Regions from separate parts of the Homo sapiens genome. Here region 1 is linked to region 2. The links are chromatin loops, found by intact Hi-C in ENCODE. Cell type or tissue: mammary epithelial cell. All regions are shown on one strand. Each heading gives the region's core, and the rest is flanking DNA. Links, peaks and the distances in the headings are about the cores only. Region 1 overlaps CDH18 (cadherin 18). Region 2 has its middle 39 kb from the start of LINC02241.

Region 1 (5,401 bases), core at 330-5,329, 960 kb after region 2:
GAGGCCAGGTGTTCAAGACCAGCCTGGCCAACATGGTGAAACCCCAATTCTACTAAAAGTACAAAAAATAGCTGGGCATGGTGGTGCATGCCTGTAGTCCCAGCTACTCAGGAAGCGAACGCAGGGGAATCACTTGAACCCGAGAGGCAGAGGTTGCAGTGAGCAGATATCGCACCTCTGCACTCCAGTCTGGGTGACAGAGTGAGGCTCTGTCTCAAAAAAAAAAAAGAAAGAAAAATAAGCAGAAGTACACATGTGTAGTTTAGACATAGAAGGAACCTTACCACTTTCTCTCATAAATATGTGTGTCTACCTTGGAGGTTTTTGTAAGAATTTAAATGTGCAGGCTTGTTTATTTGTTCTAGCCCGTTAGGCATTTTTATTTTGCAGTCTTCTGTGGTATTATCTAATAAACAAAATGTGTACAACATTTTCATCTTGGATTCTTTTTAGTGGGTAAAAATGCAAGAAAACATTTTGGAGGATCTACTGCTATATGAATATTATTAGTCAGGAGGCATAAACATATGGTAGGCTAGTGACTCAAGCTCAACAAGTAATGTTTATAATCACAGATGCATTTTCAATGTTATGAACTTGTGTACAGCAGAGAGTAATTCCCAATTACAAGCCCCTACATATCAAGGTGATTGGAAAACAGTAGTCAGAGGTAATTTGCAGGCAATCGGGCACCTACAATTGTTTACCAGGGAAGTAATAAGAAACAAAACAAAATGATACACAGGTAATCACATCTTGTTGATTCAACCCAGCATCACAAGAGAATAAGAGGCAACAATTCAAGTTAAAATTTTTGAAGTAAACATTGCCAGTGAAGCCTTTCCAACAAACATTTAGAATATGCCGTAACCATTTACCTAGGATGTATTGAAAAGAGAAGCATTTTATTTTTAAACAAATGCACAATGCAGTAATTTATGGAAATTAATTTTGCTGCTCTGTATTTTTGGCTTTAAAAATGTACTAAATGGAAAGGCTACACAGTGTTCCCTTAGTAAGATTTTATCAAAGACAAGGGTAAATTATTTTGCAAATACTGGATACATGGATACATGACAGAAATGGCCAACCAAACAAATAAAACATACTTTCTTACTTGGACTATGTCTATATAGTTTATTCTATCTTTATCCATTGGCTTACCTTTTACAATTGAGAAAAATGCACATCATTTTGTATATTATGTGCCTATTTGATCCCTATACATATACATTTGTTGGCATGACATGATGAAGATAAAATGTGAAGAAATGCATGGAAACATAATGGCAGGACTTTGCCTTTTTAATTGTTGCCTATTCAGCAACATATGGTCTTGAACCACTTGCACACAAATCAAACTGAATATTTGTGTCCGACCTCCCTAGAGTTCATAAGTTGAATTCCTAACCCCAAATATGATGGTATTTGGAGATGAGGCCTTTGGAATGTAGTTAGGCTTAGATTAGGTCATTTCATGATGAAAATAGTGGCTCAAAAAAATTTAAAAAAGGAGATTCCCCATCCTCCTCTCAGTGCTTGCAAAGAAGAAAGCCCATGTGAGGACATGGTAAGACGGTGGCCATCTGCAAACCAGGAAGAGACACCTCACCAGGAATAAAATCATCTGGTACCTCGATCTTGGACTTTCTAGCTTCTGGAAGTGTGAGAAATAAATCTCTGTTTTTAAAACCACCCAGCCTATGGTATTTTGTTCTGGCAGCCTGAAGAGATTAACGCAATAGTCTGTTGGAGATGTGTGTAAGCCAGTCCCACTTCAGATTACTAAATCAAAATTTCTGGGGACTGAAATATGAGCAATTTGATCATTGAGGAAACTTCAGGATAATTGTAAACACAAGTTTGAAAACCAATAACAATATTCTAAAAGTTAGAATGACAAAATAATTGATCATCCAAACTGCCACACTGTTTAAAATGAAAAGGAGCATTGCAATAGTTAAGCTAGGACAAGGTAATCTGAAAATTTCCTGAGAAAATCATTGCATATGATCATTTTGCCTGTATAGCTTCACATTTAACCAATTTTTTTAATTAAAACGATCATTCTGCTTGATGTTTTCACTATGTTCAAATGTAGCTTCGTGCATAAAATTTGGGTGGGGGGGAATCAATGTATGTATCTGTGTGGTGAGGATGTAGGCGTGTGTTTACTCATAATATATATTTTATTCGGTTAAAAAAAAGACAGCTATTATGCTAAGCATTGTGAGAATGGAACGTAGGCTGTGAATTACTCTTGAATTTAATTTAAAAATTTTTTATCACAATATTGGTAAGATATAAATGTTTGCCATTTTCCCCTAACTTATTTCAACACTGTTCACAATTTCAGATAAATTCATTATACAATCCAGAAACCACACTTATTTGTGTTTACCCAAATGAGTTGAAAATTTGTGTTTATACAAAAACCCATATGTAGATGTTTATGCAGTTTTCTTTCTAATCACTGAAACTTGGAAGCAAGTAGATGCCCTTCAGTAAGTGAGTAAATAAATAAATTGTGGTCCATGCAGATAATGGAATATTAGTCAGAGTTAAAAGGAAATGAGCTACCACACTGTGAAAAGACATGAAGAAATCTTAAATGCATATGACTAAGTAAAAGAAATCAATCTGAAAGGCTAACTGTATGATTCCAATTGCATAACATTTGAAATAGGCAAAACTATGGAGACAGTAAAAAGATTCGTGGTTGCCAGGGGTTGAGGGAGGGGAGGGATAGAGAAGAGACAATTTTTAGAGCAGTGAAACTATTCTTTTTGATACTATGAAGTAGTTTAATGTTGCCATAGTTGTCAAAACCCATACCATATACAACACCAAGTGTGAACCCTGTTGTAAAATCTGGACTTCGGAGAGTAATGATGTGTCAATGTAGGCTCATCAATAGTATCAAATGTACCATTCTGGTATGGAATACTGTTAGTGGGGAGGCTGTGCTCATGGAGGAAGTAAAGGGTATATGGGAATTCTTTGTACTTTCTGCTCAATTTTACAGTGAAAGGACCTAAAATTGCTCTAAATATAGTCTATTTAAAAGGAGAAATAAGAAGTTACTGTGTATCAGTTGTACTTTAAGTGATCCCAGAAAATGCGTCTGGGTTCCAGGTTAGAAAGTGATCATCTTTTACTGAAATCATGTTGCTATGGCAATTTGGCTGTAACACTTTCTGATTATCTATATGTCTCTAGGAGGGGTCATAGCTAAGCACATGCAGCTGGGCCATCCTGAAGAGAGCGTTATGATTTTTTTTTTTTTTCTTTTTTGAGATGGAGTCTCCCTCTGTCACCGGGCTGGAGTGTAGTGGCGCAATCTTGGCTCACTGCAACCTCCACCTCCTAAGTTCAAGCAATTCTCTTGTCTCAGCCTCCTGAGTAGCTGGGACTACAGGCTCGTGCCACCACGCCCAGCTAATTTTTTGTATTTTTAGTAGAGACGGGGTTTCACCATGTTAGCCAGGATGGTCTGAATCTTCTGACCTCGTGATCTGCCTGCCTAGGCCTCTCAAAGTGCTGGGATTATAGGCCTGAGCCGCCGCGCCCAGCCAAGAGTTGTGATTTTAAATTAATCCCGAGACAATCCTTTCAGAGAAGTATGTGTCCGTTTTGGATATGGTCTTTTCTATCCATGAGCAAATTTGGCTGGCAAATTTCTTCCCATTTCATCCTGGAAGTGGTTGTAGATATGTGTCATTCACTTCATAATACTTAGTTTTACCTTTACATATCTATTTTGCAAAACTCACTAATGATTTTATTGTAAACCTTTATCTTTGATAATAATCTCATATTTCTCCCCACCAAAGACAAGTCCTATTTATAATTAATTCTCCTTAGGAAAGACAGCTTTACTTTTTTCAAGTGGTAGAAAATATAAATTTCTTTCATAAGTTCTTTGCTTGTTCATTTCTGTATCAATTCAATTCCTACTAATGTAATTATCGTAAGATAAAACATTGTTTTTTTAATAAGGGTGCTTGAGGCTTTTTCATATGCATGAGTTAGATGAATCATTTATTATAATATTATTATAATTTATTTTGATAAGAATAATTTTCATTTCTATTTAGCTTCAGGAAAATTTTTCTGAATTCCCTCAATTATATGTTCACAATATGTGAAAGTTATGGGATCTTCTTTTCTGATACCTGAGGCTCTCCTCTCAAAGTCATTATTACTTAGCCAATCAATTCAGAAAAAAAAGAAAATAGTGATTTACTTTTTTATATTCAAAATATGACAAAACAAGTCATTGAATACTCCTTTCTGCTTTTAAAGGCTATTTTTAACATAAATATATAACTCCTTCTCATAAATTAAGATATTGTCTGTAAAAGTATTTGGTAAAGCCTATAGGTAACAGTTATAATTGACAACTTCTTAAGAATTGTACTGTAACTAATCAAGTGCGAGTTTGATTGAAAGTCATTGGTGTATTTATTAAAGATGACATGCTTCAAATATTTTTAATGAAAATACATTTATGAAAAAATGACTTATGTTTGAAGGATCAAATATGTTTATATTTTATAATTATATGCATATATAGATGGACATATAAATACATATATACACATAGATATACAGATATTTATACACATGTTTATAATCTATCTCATGGACATGAGGACAATATTCTATGTTATGGCATAGTTAATATACCCTGAGTAAACTTTATCCTCCAGAATATGCGTTTTTAACTTTAAAACGTAAGACTCTATTAACAGAGCTATTAAATTTATGTATGTAGAGGTGGGTGTTTATGTATGCGTAATCACAGATGGGTATTTAATATTTTTCATTTCTTTATTCAATCCAAGGGTTCATCATGCAAAAATGTTAAACGTCCCTCTTTGCACTACTAAGATAAAAAATGTGATTTTTTACAGATGATTTATAGAATAAACCTTATCAGTTTCTTTATTTTGCCTAAATACTTAGATCTAGTTCTCCTTAAAGTTGTTTTCTAACAAAAATAGTGAGTTTCTTAGTCTTTGATACGTGTTAATATGCCTCCTGCCTATAATCTCTGTTTAAGTGTCCAAACTCCTCAAATGTTTTCCATCATTAAACATTGATAACTCTGCCAGGAAGCTATGTAAATTGTTCTATAAAGATGAAAATTAGCCTCTGCTTAAATCAATATGACCACCTTAGTTGAAACTTCTGAGGAGCTCAAATTGTAAAATGTTCAGCACACTAGCACTAGGAATAGGGTGGCAGGACTACCCTTGAGGGACCATGTACTTATTATTATTATTATTTTTTTAGTTGGAGTCTCACTCTGTCGCCCAGGCTGGAGTGCAGTGGCGTGATCTCCGCTCACTGCAACCTCCGTCTTCTGGGTTCAAGCGATTCTCCTGCCTAGCCTCAT
Region 2 (5,401 bases), core at 295-5,294:
TTTAGAAATATGGAAATGCACACTGTGTTTATATTAATATATTTGCATTTAAAAAATATCTCCAGGTACAGATTTTTTTTTCAAAAATAAGGTCACTACATTGTAAGTTTCTGTAGCAGATACTCCACGTAAAGAAGAAAAATAAGCCAAGTTTATAATACAAAGTACATTTTTTTGTGACAACCTTACAATATGTTCATAAATATTGTTTTTAGCTGTTAAACTACTTTGGTAAATAATAGCATATCAAGAAAGGACCATTGCTGTGTTAACTATCAGTTATTATATTTTATGCAGACGTAGATGCTATCATATGCTTTTCAGTGATTGCTAGTGGTTTTTTTTTTTCTAAATCTGTCTTTAGATTGCAGTTTTAACTCTTCAATACAAACACAATATTTGTTAAATGATGTGACATTAGACTGCCCTCTTATTGATGGTCAGCATTTGTGCTTAAGAAAGTATTGAGCTAAGGCAAAGAAATGTGACTCTGGAGATGTTTAGCTATTTTAGAGTTCATTGCTTACCTGCAGTAGCATCAATTAATGTTTTGCATGTCAGTGATGCTACGTGCGGGTTAAGCATCTGTGAATATATGGGAACTTCGCGCATATTAAATCCTCTGCTGGGAAGAATAGAGTTTTTTAAAATGATATCTGAAATTGATGGGTTGGACTAGAAATAATGAGCTGGGGCAATGCAGTCCTGATGTATTTGATTGACCTTAGTTTTATAGGTCACAGATATTAACTGCTAAGGATAAAACATTGTGACAGAAAGAATTTATTTAATGCTTACTGGAACTCTAATGGTGTGTGACATTTTTATGTCAATTTGTTTGCTTTTGGATTAATTAAGAGATATTTTACCCCGAGAATTGCTCTGACTGTCCTTTTGAGTGAAGTTCCCTGAGTCACTCTTCTAATCAAAGAACAAACTGCCATCTGTGATAAGTCAGCAAAACTTTTTAATATGTTGTTCAACGTTTCAAAAAAGAACATGATTGCCAACCTTAGTAGTAGCCCACATGTCTGAATTTAGAATTATTACATACTCTAAATAGTTGTTTTTGTGTGTTTTATTCACCCTTATTTATATTTTAATTAAAAATGCATATTTAAAAAAACACTATTTTATGACGTTCATTTTGTCTTCTAAATGCGAGATGATATTTAGATGCTTCCTAATAATGCAAGTATTATTACAGCTACCTTGGTATTCTATTGATATAATCGTATCAGAAGTGAATAACTGAATTGTTGATATGAATTTTGGAAAGTACAGTTGGTCTTAGGAAGTAGAGAGATATGTATTAGAGAATAGTGATGTTTTTGTTTTTAAATTGAGTCATTTGTTTAAAAAAAGTATATATATATAAAATACTTAAAAGAAATATATATATATTTCTTTTATATATATAAATACATATATATATTTCTTTTATATATATAAATACATATATATATTTCTTTTATATATAAATACATATATATATATATATATATATATATATATATATATATTTCTTTTAAGTATTATATTTGGGGGACAAATGCCAAACCGTTAACTGAGAATGGTGACTGGCACTGTAAACCATATATTTATGTATATTGTTGCAGTATCATGCCAAATTCACAGACAGAATTTGTTTTAAATCTATTATAACCTTGTTTAGTTATTGTTTTGCTTATAATATTCAGATTGCTTTTAATAATTGTATTATTGCTTTTAATAATTGTATTCAAAATTGTATTTTAATAATTCCATTTTATTTATGCAAATAATCTGACATCTCATTCAAGGATGTAACTTTGTTTTAACTAATTCTTCTACTCATTTTTAAGTTTAATATACAAATTACTTTGAATTTTATAATTTTTGTTGCAACAACCTTAAGTATCCAAGTTGTTTTATACAGTTCAGTGTCCTCCTGGTACTTATTTATGGGCTATATTGGCTTATATGCAATTAAAAAAAAACGTAATTCTAATAGTATTGTGTGTGTTTTTATGAGACCATTAAAATTTTAGCATAAGTAGATGTAACATCAATGCTAAGTTTTTTTTCTGTGAATAGACATACTCTTCCTTCAAAAATACTTTTAATTTCTTAGCACTGTTTGCTTCTTGCACTAGGACATTCTTCTTAGCTTATACTCAATATTACTTTGATTCTCTTTTTTGTTTTCTTACAAATTCTGTAATTTCTCCTGTAAGAAATTTGATTTCCCATATTATTAACAGGAAATGGTCAATGATTAGAAAAAAAGAAAGTGTTTTTAAAAAACACTTCACACTTTCCAACTGTGTAATGAATATGTCTCCTGCATTCCAGATCAGTGCTTCTCTGCAAACATAATTGAGGAAGACAAGTGTGCTAGGAGTCACATATGTAAGCATCACCCTCAGTCTGAAATCTAACAGCTTACTTCACCAATTCATTTTAGGGATTCTCACTATTGTTTGCATTGTTGAGAGAGCTCTAGTTGACCTTTTATTCAACTCTCCATTTGCTTCCATAGTATCACATACCTTTCCTGATTACTCATTTTAGCCATTGTGAAACAAGAATTGAGAAAGTACAACCTCTTCTGTTTTTATAGATATCTGAGCCATTAGGGGGCTCTTTCTTCCTGTGTTATACTCATCAAACCACTGAAAGAGGTTATAGAGCTTTCTTGAAGTGTTTTCCCTATTTTTATAATGTGAATACTTTTAAAAGTAGCTTTATTCTTCTCCCCACACAAAGAAACATTTAAGATCAATAAGAAGCCCTTATTTTCACAGGTAAATGAGATATATCCTATGCTTTTCAAACTTACTGTCTTTAAAATATTCTTGTATATAATCTTTGAAAATAACAACGGCTTGAAATATTAATATGACCTATTTTAGGCAAATGTAAAGATAATATATTATGCAAACAGCATCATAAGAAATATAAAATATAAAATTAAGGCCAAACCTGAGGGAAGAAACATCCTTTACATGATCTCCACATCTCTAGGGACAGCACCGAAACTCAATGACTGTGGCTTCCATGCAGTTTGCTTTCAGGAGACAAGATCAGCAGGCAGCTAAAAAGAGAATATTACCTTTTTTTTTTCTTTTACAAAAATAGACATGGAAGAATTGAAGATAAAAGAATGTTTTACTATCCACACAGGCATAGAAAATGCATTTTTAAATTCCAGAAAATATTGTATGCTGACATTATATAAAGTTATCATTACATACACAGAAGTTCATGGGAGGGTGTATTACGGGAAGAAAGGGTATTTCCCTTATCACTTTTGAAAGCCATGTATATTGAATTGCACCGTAGACTTTCTTAATAAATGGAAAAACATTCCTCCCATCTCTACAGCAGTTAGAGATCTTCTCTTACTGCAGGACTTGGTTAGGGGTTACGCAGCATTTAATAATGAGTCCATGAACTTAGCCAGTCTAAGCTTTTTTCAAATGGTGCTAGCTCATGGAAAGAGAAAGAAGTGACATACACAATGTGAGTGACATTTCTTTTGAGAAGTGAGAGAAAAGGAGGAATTCTAAGCAATGAATCATGGAGTTCAATCATTTATTGAATAGCTCCTTGACTTATCAGTGTAGAAGTTGCTCAAATAAAATGGAAATATGAAAATGGTAAAGATATCTCCTTTACTGGTCTTTTCAGAGTAAATATATAGAGTTATTTTTCTCTGTTTGAAAATTTACATACCTTGATAATTGTGAATTTTGAATGCAACTAGCATATACAATATACAAAGCATATACAATACACAAAGTTCTGTGGAAATCATTCCCCATCTACTGGTATATAATATAATGCTGTTCTTTTTCACAAAATTAGATTTTGGTAATATAAATTATTAAGCAATGTGACTTGAGTGAGAATTCCGATGCTATATATTGATGTGAACCATAAATAAAATATGTTAAGGACTTTACTGTCTTCTAAAAAGAGATTATCTTTTATATTAAAGTAGCACAGAAATGGAGATGGGCTAAAATTGAAAATAAGACAAATAAATGAAAATGCAACAACTGTATAGAAACTTTTGTATGTTGCGAAATTTGGCCAAGAATCAAGAGACAAACATAACAATGAAAGGGATATATTCATGTTTTCTATTTAATGGTAAAGACGTAGAGGTGTCACTGTCATGTAATATTTCTATGTCTCACAGAGTATGAGAAAAATTCTCTCTAGAGATATGGAAAGTAGAAAAATGAGTAACTGAAATGGGTAATTTTTAATATAATAGGTTGATATCAGGCTTTGTAAGGAAACAAGAGGACTCATGTCTATTGGGTTTACTCTAATGGACTTAGATGATGTTAATAATTAGAAAGTATATGTTGGTTTCTATTTGCTCTCTTGTTGCTATGATCAATGAACCGAATTGTTTTCTCTACAAAATTACTCCTTGGCCTATTTGTCTTTGTGAAACTATGTGTGCATATGATTGGATGAGAATGTGTGTGTATATCTGGGTATAGTTGTTTTTATAAAGTCAGAATAACATAGAAATAGAATCACCTGTACTTTGCTTAGATATGACTTCAGATGGGTCCATCTGTTGCATTATTTCCTGTCCATTAGAACTCTGTCTTGAGTCATGTACCTTCATCCTTGAGCCAGCCCTGCTGTTTACTAAACTGCAGTCACTCTAACTTGTGAATGAGAGGATCTTGGCCCAGGTTACTGAGAATAGAGGAAGATAATGAATCAGACTAGAACATGATTTTATTAATCATAATATGAATAAGGTGTAAAAGAGAGTAGTGTTATTTACCTGTCTACCAGATATACTAATGTCACTCATAGGTTAAAAGTTATCCATTCTCACCCATCCTTGGCAGAAATAAAATGAGAGAAGATCCAGTAGTGAGGCATTATGTATAGCGAACATTGTTTTACGACAGGCAAAGCAAATGGGTTTCAAACAGCTATGGCACATACTTCATTTTTTTTTTAATGAACAGACTTTATTTTCCAATCAGTTTCAGCTTTACAAAAAATGATGGAAAAGAGGAGGGTTCCTACATACCAGTCATCCTCTGCCAGTTTTTCTTATGATTAACATCTTGCATTAGTGTGGTATATTTGTTGCAATGGAAGAACCATTATTGATTCACCATTATTAACTTAAGTTCATAGTTTATATTAGAGTTGACTCTCTGTAATGTATATTATATAAATTTTGACAAACATATAATAAGGTATATCCACGTTTATAGTATCAGACAGAACATTTTCATTGCCATTCAATTCTCCTGTGCACCACCTAGTCATGCCTTCTTCAGTTCCTTCTCCGTAACACCTGACAAGCACTGATCTTTTAATATATCCATAGTTTTGTCTCTCAGAATGTCATGTAGTTGGAATAAGGTAGGTAGGT

Evidence for each region. Peaks named below come from ENCODE experiments on the same cell type or tissue, not always from the same donor. Only the 100,000 strongest peaks of a DNase experiment are listed, where the experiment ranks them.
Region 1: a loop joins it to region 2, with 7 times the contacts of the local background. A loop is called at or near these places in 1 of 110 quality-filtered maps.

What each region holds. Positions count from the first base shown.
Region 1 is chr5:19,613,039-19,618,439 of GRCh38, reverse strand. All of the region lies in intron 5 of CDH18 (cadherin 18), which reads left to right. Among named protein-coding and RNA genes, the nearest start is that of CDH18, 370 kb to the left of the region's middle. In mammary epithelial cell, for the core only: no CTCF peak of the experiment used is centred there; no DNase peak of the experiment used is centred there.
Region 2 is chr5:20,569,929-20,575,329 of GRCh38, reverse strand. It overlaps a transcript of CDH18 not described here. Among named protein-coding and RNA genes, the nearest start is that of LINC02241, 39 kb to the left of the region's middle. In mammary epithelial cell, for the core only: a CTCF peak has its summit at 2,632; DNase peaks (open chromatin) are centred at 2,549 and 4,649; H3K27ac peaks cover 949 bases.